Regions from separate parts of the Homo sapiens genome. Here all the other regions are linked to region 2. Evidence: chromatin loops called from intact Hi-C (ENCODE). Cell type or tissue: ascending aorta. All regions are shown on one strand.

Evidence for each region. Peaks named below come from ENCODE experiments on the same cell type or tissue, not always from the same donor. Only the 100,000 strongest peaks of a DNase experiment are listed, where the experiment ranks them.
Region 1: it touches region 2 in a loop (3-fold over the local background); 24 of 110 quality-filtered maps call a loop at or near these places.
Region 3: a loop joins it to region 2, with 2.5 times the contacts of the local background. A loop is called at or near these places in 25 of 110 quality-filtered maps.
Region 4: a loop joins it to region 2, with 4 times the contacts of the local background. A loop is called at or near these places in 62 of 110 quality-filtered maps.

What each region holds. Positions count from the first base shown.
Region 1 is chr20:49,926,127-49,931,126 of GRCh38, reverse strand. LOC105372653 (a long non-coding RNA gene) reads right to left here. Exons shown (of 3, transcript NR_134564.1): 3 at 2,306-2,402. Among named protein-coding and RNA genes, the nearest start is that of RNF114, 7.8 kb to the left of the region's middle. RefSeq lists a silencer at 2,141-2,435. In ascending aorta, a CTCF peak has its summit at 2,268 (motif pointing right); a DNase peak (open chromatin) is centred at 2,306; H3K4me3 peaks cover 513 bases.
Region 2 is chr20:49,539,428-49,544,427 of GRCh38, reverse strand. PTGIS (prostaglandin I2 synthase) reads left to right here. Exons shown (of 10, transcript NM_000961.4): 4 at 1-123; 5 at 4,707-4,858. Among named protein-coding and RNA genes, the nearest start is that of PTGIS, 26 kb to the left of the region's middle. RefSeq lists a silencer at 1,846-2,122 and an enhancer at 2,578-2,627. In ascending aorta, CTCF peaks have their summits at 1,086 and 2,514; a DNase peak (open chromatin) is centred at 2,487; H3K27ac peaks cover 4,686 bases.
Region 3 is chr20:49,885,583-49,890,582 of GRCh38, reverse strand. SLC9A8 (solute carrier family 9 member A8) reads right to left here. Exons shown (of 16, transcript NM_015266.3): 15 at 3,685-3,831; 16 at 1-2,754. The coding sequence ends at 2,647. Among named protein-coding and RNA genes, the nearest start is that of MIR12122, 24 kb to the right of the region's middle. RefSeq lists enhancers at 892-1,703, 1,704-2,515 and a silencer at 1,896-2,015. In ascending aorta, CTCF peaks have their summits at 351 and 1,916 (motif pointing right); DNase peaks (open chromatin) are centred at 1,905, 2,506, 3,272 and 3,786; H3K27ac peaks cover 3,298 bases.
Region 4 is chr20:49,844,504-49,849,503 of GRCh38, reverse strand. It overlaps SLC9A8 (solute carrier family 9 member A8), which reads right to left. Exons shown (of 16, transcript NM_015266.3): 5 at 4,385-4,468. Among named protein-coding and RNA genes, the nearest start is that of MIR12122, 17 kb to the left of the region's middle. In ascending aorta, a CTCF peak has its summit at 3,087 (motif pointing right); a DNase peak (open chromatin) is centred at 3,091; H3K27ac peaks cover 1,682 bases.

The sequences.
Region 1 (5,000 bases), 390 kb before region 2:
AGCTACTCGGGAGGCTGAGGCAGGAGAATGGCGTGAAGCCAGGAGGCGGAGCTTGCAGTGAGCTGAGACTGCACCACTGCACTCCAGCCTGCGCGACAGAGCAAGACTTTGTCTCAAAACAAAACAAAACAACTAAATAAAATATAAAATTCTATTCCCCAGTCTTACTAGCCATATGTCTAGTGCTCAATAGCCACAAGTGACTCGTGGCTACATATTGAAAAGATCAGACACAGAACATTTCCATCGTTGCAGGAAGATCTATTGGACAGCGCTGCTATAGATACCCTCATGCATGTGAGACAGCTACATGCACACGGATATCCAGGACAGCGTTGTCACACTAGGAAGATACTGGAAGCAACCAAAATGATGATTGGGGGTGATTAAACAAATGCAATAGATATAATTACTAGTATATCAATTCCATGAGGTCAGGAGGTTTTGTCAATTTTGTTTACTGCTGTTATCTTCAGCTTCCAAAATAATGCCTGGTGCATGCTAGGTAATTACATAAATATTTGTTAAATAAATATGAAGCTGATATTGAATCATCTCATATATATATATATATATAAAACTTTTTTTTAAAATGGAGTCTCGCTCTGTCACCCAGACTGGAGTGCAGTGGCACGATCTCAGCTCGCTGCAACCTCTGCCTCCTGGGTTCAAGAGATTCTCCTACCTCAGCCTCTCGAGTAGCTGGAATTACAGGCATGCGCCACTGCACCTGGCTAACTTTTGTATTTTTAGTAGAGACGGGGTTTCACCATGTTGGCCAGGCTGGTCTTGAACTCCTGACCTCAAGTGAGCTGCCCACCTTGGCCTCCCAAAGTGCTGGGATTACAGGTGTGAGCCACTGCACCTGGCCCAAAAAATATTTTTAATTAAAACAACATCAAGATGCCAAGTAATGCAACTAATATATGTATATGTTTGTATATGATAAATAGATGCCTTTGGAAAGTAGGGTGACCAAGTGTCCAGGTTTGCCTGGGAGTGAGGGGTTTCCCAGGATGTGAGACTTTCAGTGCCAAAACTGGGAAAGTCCCGGGCAAAACAGGATGAGTCAATTGCCCTACTGGAAAGATTTTTTTTTTTTTTTTTCTGAGACGGAGTCTCACTCTCACCCAGGCTGGAGTGCAGTGGGACCATGTTGGCTCACTGCAACCTCCATCTCCTGGGTTCAAGCAATTCTCCTGCCTCAGCTTCCTGAGTAGCTGGGATTACAGGTGTCCACTACCACGCCCGGCTAATTTTTTTATATTTTTAGTAGAGACGGGATTTCGCCATGTTGGCCAGGCTGGTCTCGAACTCCTGACCTCAGGTGATCCACCCGCCTCGGCCTCCCAAAGTTCTGGGATTACAGGCGTGAGCCACCGCGCCCGGCCTCCTGGGAAGATTTCTGAGAATCTGGTACCAATGGTTCCTATTAGAAAGGGAAAATGGCCCGGGTGTGGTGGGTCATGCCTGTAATCCCAGCACTTTGGGAGGCTAAGGCAGGTGGATCACTTGAGCCTGGCGGTTTGAGACCAGCCTGGGAAACATGGCAAGACCCTGTCTCTATTTTATATGAAAAGAAACAAACAAACAAAAAACCAAAAAACAAAAGGGGAGCTAAGGGACTGGGTCTTAGGTTCTGGGCCTGGAGAAAGACTTCTCCTTCTGTTTCCTCTTGTGTTGTCTAAATATTTATATCAAGTTCATGCACCACTTTTTAATTAAAAATTCGGGACCAGGTGAGGTGGCTCACATCTGTAATCCCAGCACTTTGAGAGGCTAAGGCAATTGCCTGGAGCCCAGGAGTTCGAGACCACCCTGGGCAACATAGCAAGATCCCATCCCTACAAAAAATACAAAAAATATCTGGGCATAGGGGCATGCACATGTGGGCTCAGCACTTGGGGAGGCTGAGGAGGACTGCTTGACCCCAGGACGTTGAGGCTGCAATGAACCATGATCGTGCTATTGCACTCCAGCCTGGGTGACTTTTTTTTCTCTTAAAAAAAGAAAAAATAAACAATGATGCATTAAGAACAGTTAAGATGAATCGGAAGTAACTCCAGCCCTCAAATCCTGTAACTCTCAGGCGTCACAGTTCTATCAGCCTCAGGCCACATGTAAAATTTATCGCTATACTTGTCTAAGTTAGGCATAATTTACCCCATCATGTATTGCTACATTTTTAAACCTGTGGGCAGATAATTTCATCTTGATTTCAGCCGGTTCTTCAAGATTGCCAAATTGCTGAGCGCCAGGAAGAATTCCTACTGACACCACCAGGGGGCGTGTGAGCATCTCACAGACTCACCGGGCCCTGCGAAGAGAACACCGGCTCCTTTATTCTTTCCAGTTCTCTAAGTATTTCCTGCCTCTGCCCATCATGGCTTACTGTACATTGCCTGAAAACAAAAATTAAAAAAAAAAAAAAAGAGTCTCAGCCTAAAAGGAGTCTTAACAGAGGAGACACTGGCATGTAAATATTCATTCAACCAATAACTCTATGTGCTAAGTATCCTGGTAAGTGTTGGAAATGTAACAGTGAATTATTCAGTCTCAAACAGGAAAGCCACGCGGGGATGATCACATAAAAATGCGGCCCCTGGCAGGGTGCAGCGGCTCACGCCTGTAATCCCAACACTTTGGGAGGCAGAGGCCGGTGTATCACTTGAGGTCAGGAGTTTGAGACCAGCCTGGCCAACATGGTAAAACCCCAGTCTCTACCAAAAAAATACAAAAATTAGCCGGGTGTGGTGGCGCATGCCTGTTAATCCCAGCTACTAAGGAGGCTAAGGCAGGAGAATCGCTTGAACCCAGGAGGCAGAGGTTGCAGTGAGCCAAGACTGCGCCACTGCACTCCAGCCTGGGCGACAGAGTGAGAGCCTGTCTCAAAAAAAAAAATTAAAAAAAAACTGCCTCCAGAAAATTGCATTTCATCAGTTATCCCACCAGCTCATAGCATTTTACAGTTTCTATTATATCAAGGGTCAGCCACATAATGAGGTAAAAACATAACGATCTCATAATATCTGACAAGAACTACAACCAAATAATGAGTACTAACAAGAAGACATTGAAATAGGGGATTTGAATCCACCTTCATCTACAATAAACTGCACCTCATGTGTATATTGTGACTTGAGACATTGGCTAAGGATAGAAGAAAGTCATCACAATTAACAAGACATTTCAAAACTAAGCATTCACATAGAAGTAGAATTTCCGGGTCATTTCGTAAATGTGTGTTTAATTTTTTTTGTTTTGTTTGTTTGTTTGTCTGTTTTGTTTGTTTGTTTTTGAGATGGAGTCTTGCTGTTGCCCAGGCTGGAATGCAATGGCACGATCTCGGCTCACTGCAACTTCCGCCTCCTGGGTTCAAGCGATTCTTCCACCCCAGCCTCCTGAGTAGCTGGGATTACAAACACCTGCCATCATGCCCGGCTAATTTTTGTATTTTTGTAGAGATGGGGTTTCACCATGTTGGCCAGGCTGGTCTTGAACTCCTGATCTCAGGTGATCTGCCCGCCTTGGCCTTCCAAAGTGCTGGGATTACAGGCGTGAGCCACCGTGCCCGGCCAATGTGTGTTTAATTTTATTAGAAACTGCCAAACCAAGCCATTTTCCAACTATTTCCCATGACCACTAACAAGGTATGAGTTGCTTCACGTCCTCACCAACATTTGGTTGTCAGACACTTTTAGCCATTCTAGTGAGTGTGTAGTGGTACTGTGCAATTTTAGATTTCATAATGATTAATGACGTTGAGTACCTTTTCATTTGTTTATTGGCCATTTTGTATGTTTTACCTCTGTGAAGTGTCTGTCCAGATCTTCTGTTATTTATTTATTTATTTTTTTTTTTGAGATGGAGTCTCACTTTGTTCCCAGGCTGGAGTGCAGTGGTACCATCTCGGCTCACTGCAACCTTTGCCTCCCGGTTCAAGTAATTCTTCTCCCTCAGCCTCCCTAGTAGCTGGGATTTCAAGTGTGTGCCACCACGTCCAGCTAATTTTTTTGTATTTTTAGTAGAGACAGGGTTTCACCATGTTGGCCAGGCTGGTCTCGAACTCCTTACATCAAATGATCCACCCAGATTGGCTTCCCAAAGTGCTGGAATTACAGGCATGAGCCACTGTGCCCAGCCACACCATTTTTTTTTTTTGAGACAGGGTCTTGCTCTGTTGCCCAGTCTGGAGTGCACGGATTCCAATGGTGTGATCGTGGCTCACTGCAACCTCCACCTCCTGGGTTCAAGCAATTCTCCTGCCTCAGCCTCCCGAGTACCTGAGATTTCAGGTGGGTGTCATGAGATCCAGCTATTTTTTTTTTTGTATTTTTAGTAGAGACAGGGTTTCACCATGTTGGCCAGGCTGGTCTCGAACTCCTGACCTCAAGTGATCCACCCACCTCAGCCTCCCAAAGTGCTGGGATTACAGGTGTGAGCCACTGGCCTGGCCCCCCCCAAAATTTTTTTATTGTGATAACATACATAACATAAAAATTGCCATTTTAACCACCATAAAGCATATACTTTAGTGGCAGTAATTACATTCACAATGTTGTGCAAACATCGCCTCTGTTTCCAAAATTTTTTCAGCAACCTAAACAGAAACTCCATCTATAAGAAATAGCTCCCCATTCCTCCCTCTCCAGCCACTGGTAACCTCTAATCCTTTTTCTGTCTCTATGAATTTGCCTATTACAGACATCTCATCTAGTGGAATCACACAATATTTGTCCTTTTGTGACTGGCTTCTTTCACTTAACATAATATTTTTAAGGTTTATCCATGATGTAGCATTGGAATTTCCTCACTTTTTAAGGCTGAATAATATTCCATTGCATGGATGTACCACATTTTGTTTATTCATTCATCTGTCAGCAAACACTTGGGTCGTTTCTACCTTTTGGCTAATGTGAATAATACTGCAATGAACATTGATGTACAAGTGTCTGTTTTGAGTCCTTATTTTCAATTCTTTCAGGCATATGCCTAGGAGC
Region 2 (5,000 bases):
CCAGGCACTCACAGAAGCCATGTATACCAACCTCCATGCAGTGCTGTTGGGCGATGCTACAGAAGCAGGCAGTGGCTGGCACGAGATGGGTCTCCTCGACTTCTCCTACAGCTTCCTGCTCAGGTGAGGCTGTGCAGCCCCCACCCTCCTGCTGGGGCCCGGCACTTTGACCTGTGTCAGCCATGAGCAGTGGCCAAGGGAACCGTGAGGACTCTGTGGGTGGGGGAAGCAATTTGAGACACCCAAAGCAAAGACTGTAGGAAAGACGCCATGCACCAGGGCCCCGGCTGTTCATCTGACCTAGCTCATGAACTGTAAAAGGAGACACTGGCTGGAAATGGGACCTTACAGGTCATTCAGAGAGGAAGTCACAGAGCAAGACTTCAGAGGTCATCTTGTCCTGTGGCTTCCAGACTTTGGGATTTCACAGAACAGAAAACAAAATGTTTGGGAGATCAACTTGGGACCTTAACCTTTTATCTGGTCTTGTAAATGTATGTTAAAAACTGCACAACCGAACGTTCCTTCCTTCAGCAGTGCCGGGCACTAATCCAGGCTCTGGGGATACAGCAGGGAACAGGACAGATGAAGTCCCCAAATTCACACAGCTGACACTCCAGTGGGGGAGGCCGAATTGAGTTATGTCAGAGAGTGATAAACACGATGACAGAGATCCACGGGTGGGGTGACAGCATCTGGGGGGCTTTCTTAGGCCGACTGACGAGGCAGGGTCATGCTCTGGGGGTCTGGCTTCTGAGCCAAGACCTAACTGCAAAGTGCCCACCACGCCAACACTCTAGGCAGGGGAAACAGCAGGTGCAAAGGCCCAGAGGTGGGAGGAAGCTCAGAGAGACGGCCAGTGTGGCTACAGCATAAAGAGCCAAGGAGGGAAGGTGGACAGGAGGTCAGAGAAGTGGGCAGAAGCAGGCCTCAGGCAGTCGGGAGGTCAGGGAAGGCTTTGGAAATTATGCTGAGTAAGATCGGGTGACATCAGGGGTTTGCACAGGGGCAGGACATGATCTAACTTAGTTTGAAAGCCCCCTCTGGCTGCTGGATGGAGGATGGACTGTAGGGGTAAGGAGGGGTGGAGAGGGAGGCAGGAGGACCTAGCAGGAGGCTGCCAGGTGTCACCAAGGTGAGAGAATGGTGGTGGCCCAGGGAGGTGGTGAGAATTTGGGTAGCTTTTGGAGATAGAGTTCACTGGCTCTGCCGGAAGATTTGACTGGGGCAGCGGTGGGGATGGGGGAGCGTGGGCGTGAGTGAGAGGGATAGAGTGGTGTTAAGGACAGCTCCCTGATTTTAGTGATGCCCTTAACCAACCAGAATTTAATTTAATTTAAATTTAATTTAAAAAAGGACATTTCAACCCCTCCAAGAAATTAGAGCAACATAGTTCTAGGATAAAGGGCAGTCATTCGTTGACACATATGGGCATGTGGGTATATTTATGATATGTGTGTGCATATGTGTAGACTCGGCGTGTCTCAGCTCTTTTAATGCTCACAATCGCTCTAGGAGGCTAGGACTTTACATATTCCATTTGACAGATGAGAAAACTGAGACCTGGAGAGCCTGAGTCATTTGCCCAGAGGCCTGTGTTGGGGTCAGGACAGGGCTGGTCCCAGAGTCTGCACTCTCAGCCACAGCTCTCAGCACACGAACAGTCCCCATTCTTTTTGTTTTGCCCTGGGGTGGTGCAAACAGTGTCAAGGGCTGTAATTGGTGTGGGTGATGCTGGTCTGGTCCACCCTGCATTGTATGATGGGGACTGAGGTCCAGAGAGGGCCAGCTGAAACCACCCAGCAAGTTCACAGTAGTGATCCTCCCAGGTCTCCTGGCTCCTGGGTCCCTGTGCAGACAAAGAAGTCAGAGAGAGATAGGCTGGGGAGAGGCAGGCTCAGGGGCAGCTGGGTCTGGCTAGGCTCCATGGTACAGCGGCAGGCACAGGGGAATCAGCTCAGGGGGAATCAGACGTAAATCCATACCTGTAACCCGGTAACTGTGTCTTCAGGGCCTGAGGCCTGGGCTGGAGCTCCTGCCCCCTGGCTTGGCAGCTGTAGGCCTTTCCACTGCCATCAATCAGCAGCCCCTGAAATACAAAGAGAATGGGCCAGTTGGATGGGAGGGACACAGAGGTGAAAGGGGTGCCGGTTCAGGCAGCCCGAACTGTGAGGTGCCACCTCTTACACCCACCAGCCTGGCCTGTGTTGGCCCTGGCCTCACTGAGTCACACCCAAAGTTCTCCTCTGTCCTCACCTTGTAGCCCTGGCCTCCCCTCCTCCCACCTACCTCTCTGCTGCCCCTTGAGCAGGTCAGGCACGCTCTCTCTTTGTGGCCTTTGCTATTTCTGTTCCCTTGCCTGGGAATGCTGTTCCCCACAGGTCTGCGTGGCTCCCACCCCACTTCGTTTAAGCCTTATCGCGAGCGCCACCTGCTCAGAGAGGTCTTTCTTGAGTCCCATTTTCGTGATGGCTCCCTCCTGTGACCCAGCTTGGTTCAGCTTTATTTTTCTTTGTGGCTCTAGCGCCGCCTGTGGGTCGTGTGTGTATTTACATATGGGATTATCCTGTCTTCAGCCGTGCTCTTTTGATATGGAGCTGCCGGCTTCGCTTCCACAGAGCAAAACCTTGTGGTCCTCTGGGTTTACTTTTTCTTTTTGTTTTCTTTTCCTTCATTTTATTTTATTTTATTTTAAAGACAAAGTTTCGCTCTTTCGCCCAGGCTGGAGTGCAATAATGGCGCGATCTCTGCTCGCTGCAACCTCCGCCTCCCAGATTCAAGCGATTCTCTCGCCTCAGCCTCCTGAGTAGCTGGGACTACAGGTGCCGCCACCATGCCCAGCTAATTTTTGTATTTTTAGTAGAGAGGGGGTTTCACCATGTTGGCCAAGCTGGTCTCGAACTCCTGACCTCAGGTGATATAACCACCTCGGCATCCCAAAGTGCTAGGATTACAGGCGTGAGCCACCTCTCCCGGCCGGTTTACTTTTTTGGTTTATTTTTCATTGCCTGTTTTGGTAGAAATATATGTACCGGGAAATGGTTCTCTGAGTTAGCAAAAAACAACAGTGCAAGTGTGATGATAAATGATGACCAGTGTCAACTGCAGTGTCACCGAGACCACAGGGCCTTGGGAGTACCGCAGTGGCCTGGCAAGCACGTGTCTGTCTAAAAGGGGCGGCTGCAACTCTGCTCCTGCTAGGTTTCCAGGTGGGACCGCAGGTCAGCCAGATTCCTTTTTCAAGATGAGATGAGCAGGAAATCCGGATTTTGTGTGAGTTTCCCCAAATGTTTGAAGGAAGCTTTAGTTTGTTTTTAGGAACTCCCTTGATAAAACACATTTGTGGACTGAATCCAGTGTGTGGGCTGCACCTTTACAACTTCTGCCACCACTGTGCAGGTGAGGGACAGAGCAGGGACCACGCAGGCCTCTCTCGGCCCCCACCTACCCTCATTCCTGCTTCCATTCTCTCTTCATCTGGGAAAACCCCTCTCCTGAGAGATCCTGGTCTCTGGTCTTTGTCTGCACAGGGATCCAGGAGCTCAAGGGGAGGGTGAGAGGGTGAGGCCCCGGGGCTTTGGTTGCGTCTCTTTGTTGTGACTCTCTGCTGAGGCAGAGATGACAAAATGAAAGCCTGCAGTTTCCCTCCCAGGACTGAGGTCAGCCCGCTGGGCTGGGGCTGGACTCCTGGGGCATTTAAAGGGGGCTGGAGGTGAAGGCGCGTCCTCTGAGCGTGGTCCTGTGTGTGTGCGTGTGCGTGTGCGTAAGTGTGCCTCAGTGAGAGCACATGAGAGCTCATGCTAGCTCCCATGTCTTACCCTTTTTCACACTTGACCAGGCCCTGACCTCCTTCTCGGGCCTCCCAGAGCCCCTCAGATCAAGCACAACCTTCTCACTGCTGCAAATGCCTGCCTTGCGTGGCCAGCCCTGACAGCCCAGGCCCTCCCATCCTCTGCCTCACACCCCGGCTCCAGTGCCTGCACCAGCCACAGCTGGCACCTCTCCCACCAGGCACGGTTGCACTCTCAGCTCTGGGCCTTTGCACAGGCTGTGCCTGTTGCCTGAACACGTTCCTCTTCTGCTTCCCCCGATCATCCTGCAGATCTCAGCTCAGACCCTCCCTTCTCTAGGAAGTCTTCCCTGAATCCCTCCCTGGGAGCAGGCATCTCCTCCCCTTCTCTGTGCCCCCATCTCAGCACCGTCCCCTCGAGCTCTCTGCTGCAGCCTCATCAGCCTCCTTGCTGCTCCCCAGCACCGGGCTCCCTCCTGCCCCAGGACATCACACCTGGTGCTTGCTCTGCTTCCTACCCCTCCCTCTGCTCTGCCCATGGCTGACTCCTTCTCAGCCTTCAGCTGTCAGCTTGACACCAGCCCCTCCCTCACCTGGCACCTGACACCACAGCCCCCGCCCTCCCATCCTGCTACCCAGCTTTGTGTCTGACAGTGCCGCGGGGCACCAGCTGGCGCATTATTCATTTTACTCATCCTCTCGTCTGTTGTCTGTCTCCCTGTGCTGAGAGGTCAGCTCCTTGAGGACAGGGATTTTTGTTTTTTTCACTGCCGACTGTTCAGTGCCCAGAATGGTCTTTGGCGCACAGTAGGATTAGTAGTTGCTCACTGGGTGTATGAATGAAGCTCTTGTGAGTAGCTGTGGCCACACATGAGTGTCCCAGGAGGACCCCTGACCCTCTGTCTGCCGCCCCCAGAGCCGGCTACCTGACTCTTTACGGAATTGAGGCGCTGCCACGCACCCATGAAAGCCAGGCCCAGGACCGCGTCCACTCAGCTGATGTCTTCCACACCTTTCGCCAGCTCGACCGGCTGCTCCCCAAACTGGCCCGTGGCTCCCTGTCAGTGGGTAAGCACCATGGGGGCCCCAGTGGGTGGGGGGGAGGATGGAAAGACCCAGAGGGGGAGCCCAATTCAAGGTAGAGGACCAGAGGCAACACAGGCAGAAAGACATCCAATGCCCAGGGAGGCAGTAAGATCCCCATCACTGG
Region 3 (5,000 bases), 350 kb before region 2:
GATTCATTCCAAGAACTCGTTCCACACAGCAGTGCCTGTGGTGGAGGGGCTGCTGGCTAAAGGGCTGGTTTCCTCCAGCGCTCCCTGGCTCCAGCCTTCACTCATCCTGAAGTATTCCTCCTACACGCCACAGTTCTCCTGTACCATGGCCTAGACCCAGAAGAAAATAAATACACACGCAGGAAGATATAGTTAAGCTGCGTATTTTTATATCTTCTATGCATTCACTGCCCCAAATAGAATTATTGGGTGTGCTAAAGGTAGACAGCAGCAATTTGTTATTCTCAGGCAAAAAAAACTGACCCAGAAAAACAGACTTCTATGGCCTTTTGTTACCAAGGTGAGCCAAGATTGCCAAGGAACACGGGGTGCCCTCATCTCTTGGGGGCACTCTCCCAGGCTGCTGACCTCACCTGGCCGACAGGGGGCAGAAGAGGCTCAGAGGAGATCGAGGCAGGTGCTGGTACCTCCTGGGAACGGTCCCGCCACCCCCTTTGCCCCCAACAAATCCTGGGGCCCCTCCACCAAGCCCCACATGCTCTTCCGCCACAGCATCGTTTTCAAGTCTCAGCTCAAAGTGTGAGGCCAGGTGTGACCTGGCTGGGGCTATCACACCTGGTGACGAGGGGGCAGACGGAAATGGGATCTGACTCTTTTCATTGCTTTATCTGTGAATTTAAGATTAGGAAAGAAAGAAATCCTGGCAAACTGAGTTTGCAAAACAACTTACATCTGGGAGATGGGACCCTAAACTTCAGGGGAGAGTGAGTTCTGGCAGGGGTGCGAGAACAATCTGGTCTCAGATCCCTGCCCGCACTCGCCCAGGGGCAGGCAAAGGTCCCTACCCTCTGACTTCCTCTCTTCTCCACTAAAAGGAAATGGTGGAAACCAAAATTAAGCAAGGCAATGGCTCAAATTATGGGGTTGAGAAATTAAAAAAGATCATATTTTAGCTCTATCAAGTACACATTTACTTTTCATGCAAAAAGTAAACAGTGTGCTTCCTGCTTGGCTGGCCTGCTCTGACTTCAGGGTCAAGGCGAGGTGGTAGGATCGGGCCTGGCCTCTCATTCCTGGCACAGAGGAACCTGGAAGGTCCTGAGGTCAGTCCCTCCTGACATCTGGAGCCACACTGCCTGAGGTGGAAGAGATGGAGATGTGCTTGCTCTAGCCCAGGGTCCATGCTGGCCCATGTGGGCCCACTGTGTCCCCAGAGAAGCAGGAATGCACATGATCAGCCCAGGGTCCATGCTGGCCCATGCAGGCCACTGTGTCCCTTGAGAAGCAGGAATGCTTCTTAATGATGAATTAAACCACCCCAGGGTGCCAGGTTCCAAGGCTCCCTGGGACCCAGAACCACATACGGAAGTTGGCAATGGCTCTTTGATGAGCTGAGCAGTTTGAGGCTCGTCAAAGGGGAGATGAGGAGAGGATGGGAGTCATTCCATCTGGACATGACTGGCAGCTCCTCACCCTGAGATGGCTGAGGGGGCCAGGCCCCTGGGACAGGGCTGGGGTGTGTGTGCGTGGAGCGTGTGCTCCAGGATGCTGGGGCCCCAGGTCAGAGTAGAGGAGGGAGCACTGGGTGCTGCTGCTCTGGCCCCTGCCCCAGTGCTTTGGGGACCCTAGCATGGGTGACGAATGGGATCCAACGTGGTAGGGAACTGGGAGAGGGGAAAGAGGATGGAACCCTGACTAGCAGCGAAGATGGCAGCAGTGAGCAGACACTGCAGGGCCTCAGCACAGTGGCCTCCGATTAGACAAAAGAACAACTGAGTACGGGAATGGTGGGGAGGGAGATCAGATGGCAGGAGGCGACTAGAGGCTCTCAGCACTTTGCTGTAAAATGCAAATCAAGACAGCAGTTGTGGGCCGGCAGAAACCCTGTGCCTCTAGCTTTTCCCTCTAGAGGGCGCTCTGACCCCGCAAGATAAAAGCCTAGAGTTGCAGCTTGCAGGGGGCTCTAAAGAAGATACCAGAAGGTACCAGTGTAAACATTCAGAACATGCCCAGAGAAGGGCAGCAGCCGTCTGCTACCCAGGGAGATAGACTGCGAAGTGCCAATCAGGTAAAGGACAAAAGGTCACTCCGTTTCTCTCTGAGGGAGCACAGGAAGTATCACAAAAGGCAGCGGGAGGTTTTCAGGATTTCTGGGCCCTGCCACTTAGGTCAGAATTGTGGCTGCAGAGGCATCTTGATGACTCAAAGGCAGGTGGCTGACCCCTGGCTCTGCCAGTCCGGCGGGGGCAGCATGAAGGCAGTGGCTGGGGAATGGCACAACTGTAGATGGTGCTCCTCTAGGCAGGGGGCCGCAGGGGTCCTCCGGGTGGGGGGGTAGGCGCCCTAGCTTCACAGATGACTGGCACCTGGCCCCATGCTCCCTCCCCTCTGTGGGCTGAGGAGCCACACTGAGCGGAGGCTGGCTCAGGGAGGAGTCGGGAGATGACAGTTTCCCAAGAAGTCGCCTGGCTCCAGAGGCCTGTCAGGTTCTGGACTAAGGCGACTCTGCAGCCAGTACCTCGCCCCGCCCTCTTATGTCTTGAAGGGGCTGCTGGATGCACGCATCTCTGCGAGGCCCCTGCTGAGTGTCTGTGCGCAGCAAACGCCCATCCTGGGCCTGCCTGCCTGAAGCCTTGGCACCTGGCGTCAGAGCAGCTCCTGCTCGTCGTCCTCGGAGCCGGAGGGGCCCTGGCGTACCTCCTCGTACCACTTGTTGGTGAGAGTTTTCATCTGGATGCGCCCGTGGTGCAGGTCCTGGGTCGAGAGACACAACCAAGCCGTCAGGGCGTCAGGGGCAGGGCCATGGAAGGGAGGGGATGCTACTGGGTGTTTTGTGTGGGGTGTCTAGGGAGGAGGTGGGAGGCAGGGTGATGGCCACAGGCAACTTCAGTTTCAGTTGAACAAACTGAGCTGGGATTGTTCTTTGTGGGGGTGGAGGTCACGGGAGGTGTCATTCAGAAAGGAGGAGGGAGCATGGCTTGAGGCTGAACATGTGGTCTCTGGAGTCAGACACAGTTAGCTCTGCTCCCAGTTATGCCCATATTGGCTGTGACCTTGCGGGGTTACTGCACCCCCTTAGGCCTCCATCTCCTCAGCTGTCAGGGACACAGCTGCATCCACTGCACAGGATGCTGGAGAAGGAAGCGGTCGTGGTCACAGTCACTGGAGCTGCCTGGCTCCTGGAAGAGCGCACACACCGGCAGCTCTCAGGCCTGCCGGAGAGTGGAAAATGGGCCTGCTCGGAAACAAAGCGGGCAGCAGCAGGAAGAGCCCCACCCCTACCCAAGGCCTCCAACTAAAGAGAGGCCAGCAGTGCCCCGAGGGACAGAACCAGAGCCCTGAGCTGGGGGCAGACTTGGGCCACAGCTTGAGGCCCTGGTATGTCTGAAATTCCTCAGCTCCGATTCAGTAGCTGATCAATACCCCGAGTCTATCATCCAGGAAAACCAAACTGTGTTAACAAATCTATTATTAACCTCGCACTAAATGTGGCAGCGAAGGAAAAACAGCAGATGCCGAGTTCCACAAGCACGTCCAGCCTCCAGATCGGGAGGCGGCGGCCTGGCGGGCCCACGTGAGCTTTCCTGCCTCCCCACTCTTCCTCCACCCCACCCTGGGCCACCGCAGGTCCTGAAGGAGGCAGGCAAGGGACCCCCAGAAAGTGTGGCCTGGCCGGTATCCCACCTCCTGCGTCAGCCTCCGAGTGAAGAAGGGGTTCAGGTACTTGGCGTCCAGCCACACGAAGCCCTTAAGGTCCTGCCGCCTGATGTAGTGGGCCTCGTACTCCTCCTCCGTGAGCTCCGACAGGTGCTCCGACTCCACAGTGTTGCCCTGAGCAGGGAGGAAAGGCGGCCCGACGGCCACCAGCTGGCACCATCGGGGGGCACCTCCTGGAAGCCCCCACACCACCCAGGCCGCCAGTGTCCCCAACCCTAACTCCACTTGACCATCAATGCAGGGTGACGGGCAGCAGACGGCCTCCTGGGAGCCTGCAGGGAGGCAGGAACGTCCATCAGGGCACAATGGATGCCCAGGACCCCACCTAGGACAGCTAAAACAGAAGGACTGGGCCAGGCTGGGGCTTGGTCTTTAAGCTTTTCAAGCTTTTGGGTGATTCTATCATGCAACCAGGACCAGAACTGCTGTTCTGGGCTTTTCATTAGCAGCAAATCGCACAGGGAGGCTTTTTGTCTCTTTGCCTGTGGCTCTATTAGCTAGGACTCCACCGTGGACAGGCTTTTGCCAATCAAGTCAAGAGAGGAGAGGGGAGAGGAACACATCCTGTAGGAATTGGGGAGGGACGAAGAAAAGGACCCCATGTGGAGGGGAGAGACGGAGGTAAAGAGGCGGGACTCGGGTCATAGGTAGGAGCAAAGCAGACAGGCTCTGAGTGCAGCGCCTGCTCTGCTGGAGGAGTCTCAGTGGGGCCACAGTGAAGTGTGCTCTGCAGCTTCACTGCAGGTGGTGGGGAGGGGGACGGGGCAGGTGCAGGGAGGGCAGAGGATGGCCGGGGAGGGGAGGGCATTTAGATGCTGTGAAGCAGTGGTTGTCAAACACTGGTCTGTATTAGAATCTACCTGGGGGGCCTGTGAAACCACAAAATACTGAGCCCACCGCAGCCACCTGCAGAGGTGCTAATTCAGTAGGTCTGAATGGGCTTGGGAATCTGCAGATCTAACAGGTTTCCAGTGATGCTGCTAGTCTGGGGAGCCCATTTTGAGGACTGCTGATCAGCGTGGTAGTAAAGAGGACAGGCTCGGGAGTCTGTGCCCACAGCTGTCTGATTCTCTTGGTGCCTCGGCATTCTCATCTGCAAAGTGGGTATAATGAAAGCGCCAGTTTCTGGCAGGCTATGGGGACAATCTGAGATCATCCAAGGAAAACGCAAGCACACTGACTGCCACAGAAAACATTCCAGAAACTCAGCGGTTCATCCTCAGAGGAGCTGTCCTGTTTCTGCTAGTGCTGTGCTTCGCCAAGCGTGTTCACAGGATCAGCTG
Region 4 (5,000 bases), 310 kb before region 2:
GGCCCTCCGTGCAGACTTGATTCTCTGTAAAAGGCACCACTGCCCAACCTGTGTGGCAAGCTGGGAGCCCGGGAGTCTTCCTGCACCCCCGCACTTACTGCAGTGTCCCGTCACTCACACCATCTTTCATCTGAAACACTGCATAGCTTCGCACAAGTCTCCTCAACCCCCCAGGGCCCCTTTCCCTCCACTCTCCCGTCTTTCCAGAATGATCTTCCCAAAAGACAAATCTGATTGTGCTGCCTTCACCTGGACCCCTATTTCCACTTAAAATGCAGCTAGCCCCCACCCTGAATGATTCGACTCCTGGGGAGGCCTCTGGGCTCATCTGGCACCATGCTCGCCTTTGTTCTCTGGGTTCCAGTCCCACTGGTGGCTTCGAGCAGGTTGTGCTCCCTCTTTGCTTGTTAAGCTTTCATCATCCCAAGATCTCAGGACATTTCAACTCTTCCCAGATCCTAGTCTGTGCTCTCAGTGCACAGTCACCCTCTCTTGTAGCGGTTGACAAGACTGCAATTTTGCACTTATTTATGTACTGATGTCTTACTTTCCCATGAGGCTGCAGGCTCATTCTGGGCAATGACCCCACCTGCTTTCGCACAACACGGTCCCTGACATAATGCCCGTCAGATGGAAGATGCCCAACAGACAGGCACTGAAGGAATTAACTGTGTTTCACATCCAAAGTCCACACTATTAGGATACCAAGATACACTATCAGATATTCCTTTTTCCTGGCCAGGTCTTTTAAACAATTTTACTTCACTCTATTAGTATCATCATTAACTATGTCAGATAAAATGTTTCTATCTATACTTCACAGCGTTTAAGATAAAATATTCAAGTTCAAGCAGCATGGTAGCATCTTTCAAATTTCCATAAAATTAAGGAAATTAAGCTATTTATTATAACCCTATGAACTCCACTTAGGAGCTACCAAGAGTCTTTGATCACCCCCGATTGTGGTTGTGAACAAGAATCTTGTTTTTAGCTCAGAAATCACCAAACCATGGACATCAAGACCTGCTATTTTAAAGCCCACTTGTGAAAGAGTGTCCTCAGCTGAACACTGACTGCCCCACTAAGCCCACCTCCTAGAAGCTGCAATTTTGACTTGGCTGCCTATCATCTGACATTCAATTCCTTTGTTTGGCATATCAATCTTTACTGCACAAAGAATTTTAAAACACAATGATTTGGTTTTTCAAAACAAAGGGCTTTCAATCTATGAGTTGCTCTTTGCAAATCGCTGTTTTCTTTTGTTATTTAAAAACAGATTAGACTGGGCTCGGTGGCTCAAACCTGTAATCCCAGCACTTTGGGAGGCCAAGGCGGGTGGATCATCTAAGGTCAGGAGTTCGAGACCAACCTGACCAACATGGAGAAACCCCATCTCTGCTAAAAATACAAAATTAGCTGGTGTGGTTATAGACGCCTGTAATCCCAGCTACTCGGGAGGCTGAGGCAGGAGAATCGCTTGAACCCAGGGGGCCGAGGTTGCAGTGAGCCGAGTTCGCAGTGAGCCGAGTTCGTGCCATTGCACTCCAGCCTGGGCAACAAGAGCAAAACTCCATCTCAAAAAAAAAAAAAAAAAAACAGATTAATCAGTTTTGACCTGTTTGCAGAGATCTAATGTTGATATAATTTATATATTTGGTTAATATTAATCTGGATCCTGAACATTTACCCAAGTTAAAGTTACCATAATACAAGAACTTCCCTCTGCTACATAAAGCAAATTTATCTGTTTCTCTCTGACATAATTAACATCCTGTGATTTGTGTAATATTTGCAATTCAAAGAACCAGTTGCTGCCTAGCTAATGCATATCAACTGATGATAATCTTACTGTAATCTGTATTCTAAATCCAAATTTACATTAGCAGATATCATAATATTAAAATAAAATATTCAAACTTTACTTCCTATCATCTTTGGGCGAGGGTAGAAAGTGGATAGAAGTTTCAGAAGTAGCATTTCATAATCCTATCAGTCCCTTTCATATAAATTGTCACATTTCCTGCTGGAAAGTCATCTTCAACAAAATGTTTCTCTAAAAAACTATTACTTTCCTCAAATTTTGAACAAGTTTCTCTCCCCTCTAAAAAAAAAAAAAAAAAAGAAAAGAAAAACTTTACATGCTCTAATATTCAAAATGTCATGTTTTTAAGTCAAAATCAAGTCAATTTCCTCAGCATGTTTTGAAATATTTTCATATCTGCTTACAGTTAAGATTTGTTTACAAAGTGAAAGGAAAGACATGGTGACCTTCAACTTATGTTTCCTTGTTAAAAATTATCTGATGTCACTAACAGTTTGTAAGACTTGTGAATATTTTTTACATTAAATTTCCTTTTCACTTTTTCTTTGGATAGATGCACAATAAAATAATAACTTAAAAAAAAATCTGGGCTGAACATCTTAATATGCTTTTGTTTTAGTACAGGAAAATTAAAGACTTAATTTCTATGTTTTTACCAAACATTTCTAGACAAATCTAACTCATTTTTTAAAATTATGTATTTATTTATTTTATACCATGTCAACAACAAATTAAGTTTATTTTTATTTATTTATTTTTGAGACAAAGTCTCCCTCTATCACTCAGGCTGGAGTGCAGTGGCGTGATCTCAGCTCACTGCAAGCTCCACCTCCCGAGTTCAAGCTATTCTCATGATTCTCATGCTTCAGCCTCCAGAGTAGCTGGGATTACAGGCACGCACCACCACGACCAGCTAATTTTTGTATGTTTAGTAGAGATGGGGTTTCACCATGTTGGCCAGACTGGTCTTGAACTCCTGGCCTCAAGTGATCCACCCACCTCGGCCTCTCAAAGTGCTGGGATTATAGGCATGAGCCACTGGGCCCGACCATATTAAGCTTAATAAATTATTATTACTACTGGTGGTAATATTGTTATTAATAATAAATGACATTTTTATCATTAATAACAAGCAGCAGCACTTCATTTATTTAGTGTGGTGGGTGGTGCTTTGCCTACGTTCTTTCATCTAGTGTGACTCTCAAAGCACCCTGGGAGGTAGGGTTTTGGGGTTTTTGGTTTCTACTTTACCAAAAAGAAACCTGTAGGGGGCAGCGCATGATTAGATCTGTGTTGTGTCTCTGGCTTTCCTCTCTCCAAGGACTGGCCTAAACTTTCCAATCTTCACAGTTTTTTTAAAAATCACATTCACAAAATAGCTGCTGTATTATTAATACTAGTATTTTAAGTTGAATCACTTTATTTTAAAACTTAAATACATTTATGTTTAAAGAAAACTCACAGACAAGGAAAAAACCATGCACGCACACAAGCAGGCTTAAAAGTGAGAAGCTCCTGCTCAGGCAGAAAGACTCACACTAGGGGACGAGTGTGGTGGCTCATGCCTGTAACCCCAGCACTTTGGGAAGCCAAGGTGGGTGGATCACTTGAGGTCAGGAGTTCGAGACCAGCCTGGCCAACATGGTAAAACCCCGTCCGTCTCTACTAAAACGACAAAAATTAGCCGGGCAAGGTGGCGTGTGCCTGTAATCCCAGCTACTCAGGAGGCTGAGGCAGAAGAATCACTTGAACCCACAAGGTGGAGGTTGCAGTGAGCCGAGATCATGCCACAGGACTCCAGCCTGGGTGACAGAGTGAGACTCCATCTCAAAAAAAACAAAACAAAAAAAAAAACATCTCACACTGGGAGTTGCAAGGCAATGGCCGTCAAGGCCAAGCCAAAGCAGAGAAGTGGGTAGGGGCCAGTGCCACTGCTCACCAAGGCAGGGAGGAAAGAATGGGCAGGCAACTGTGGGACTAGGCAGGGAAGGATGGGGCTCCAGCCTGGGAAGGAGAAGCTGGACCAGGGAGTGGGCGAGGAGCGATAGAGGTTGAGGGATGAAGGGGAATATCAAGCTGGGGTCTGAGGCCAGGGGAGGGCACCGAGAGGGAGACATGGAAGGATGGATGGGCCTGAGAAGGTTAGAAAGGCCCCAGTGGGGGAGCTGAAAGAAACAAAAGTCCTGGGGCACATGTCCCCGTCGTCCCAGGACACAGTCTATCCTCTTTACATCTATCAGTCTGTGTCCAGGAAGACGAGTCAATGCATCATCTGTGAGCCACTTAACATCACTTCAGCCATCTTCCTGGGCAAAGCACCCATTTATGGCAAACACTGGCTCAGTGAGCCATACTGCCTGAAACCATTAAAGCAGCCAATTCATCATGTCTGCTCCTCTCCAGAAGTCAGGCACTGCAGTCCAGCTTCCACTGAGCACAACCAGGAAGGAGCAGAGCTGCTGCTGCTGCTGCTGCTAAATTATACCCAAGCTTTTAAGGAACTTGCCTTACAAACATGAGAAACTGTCCAGACCAAAGCACCAATGTGTGCCTGAGTCTCACCTTGTGTAATGAATATCCAGACTCAAAGATAATAGGGGGAAGCAGGAGGAGGAAAAACATGTTTGGACGAAACATTTCTTCTTCCTGTAAATAGAAAATGAGTATCTTAAGGGCATGGAATTTGTGTAATTAAGAAATAAATTAATCAATAAAGAGCCAAAATAATTATTCTCTCAGGGCCTGGCCTAGTGGAAACATATAATGTTTAAATAACTACCTGATAATAAAATCAAGCAGAATGAGAGATTCCCCCACCAAAAAAAAAAATGAAACTGTATTTTATTATTTTTATCATTATTATTATTATTATTATTTTGAGACAGAGTCTTTCTTGCTCTGTTGTCCAGGCTGAAGTGCAGTGGTGCAATCACAGCTCCCTGTAGCCTCAACCTCCTGGGCTCAAGTGATCCTCTCACTTCAGCCTCCTGAGTAGCTGGGACTACATGTGCGTGCTACCATGCCGGGCTAATTTTTTTTTTTTTTTTTTTTTTTTTTTTTTTAAGATACAGGGTCCCGCTATGTTGCCCAGGCTGGTCTCAAACTCCTAGCCTCAAGCAATCCTCCCACCTCAGCTTCCCCAAATGCTGGGATTACAGGCATGAGCCACCATGCGTGG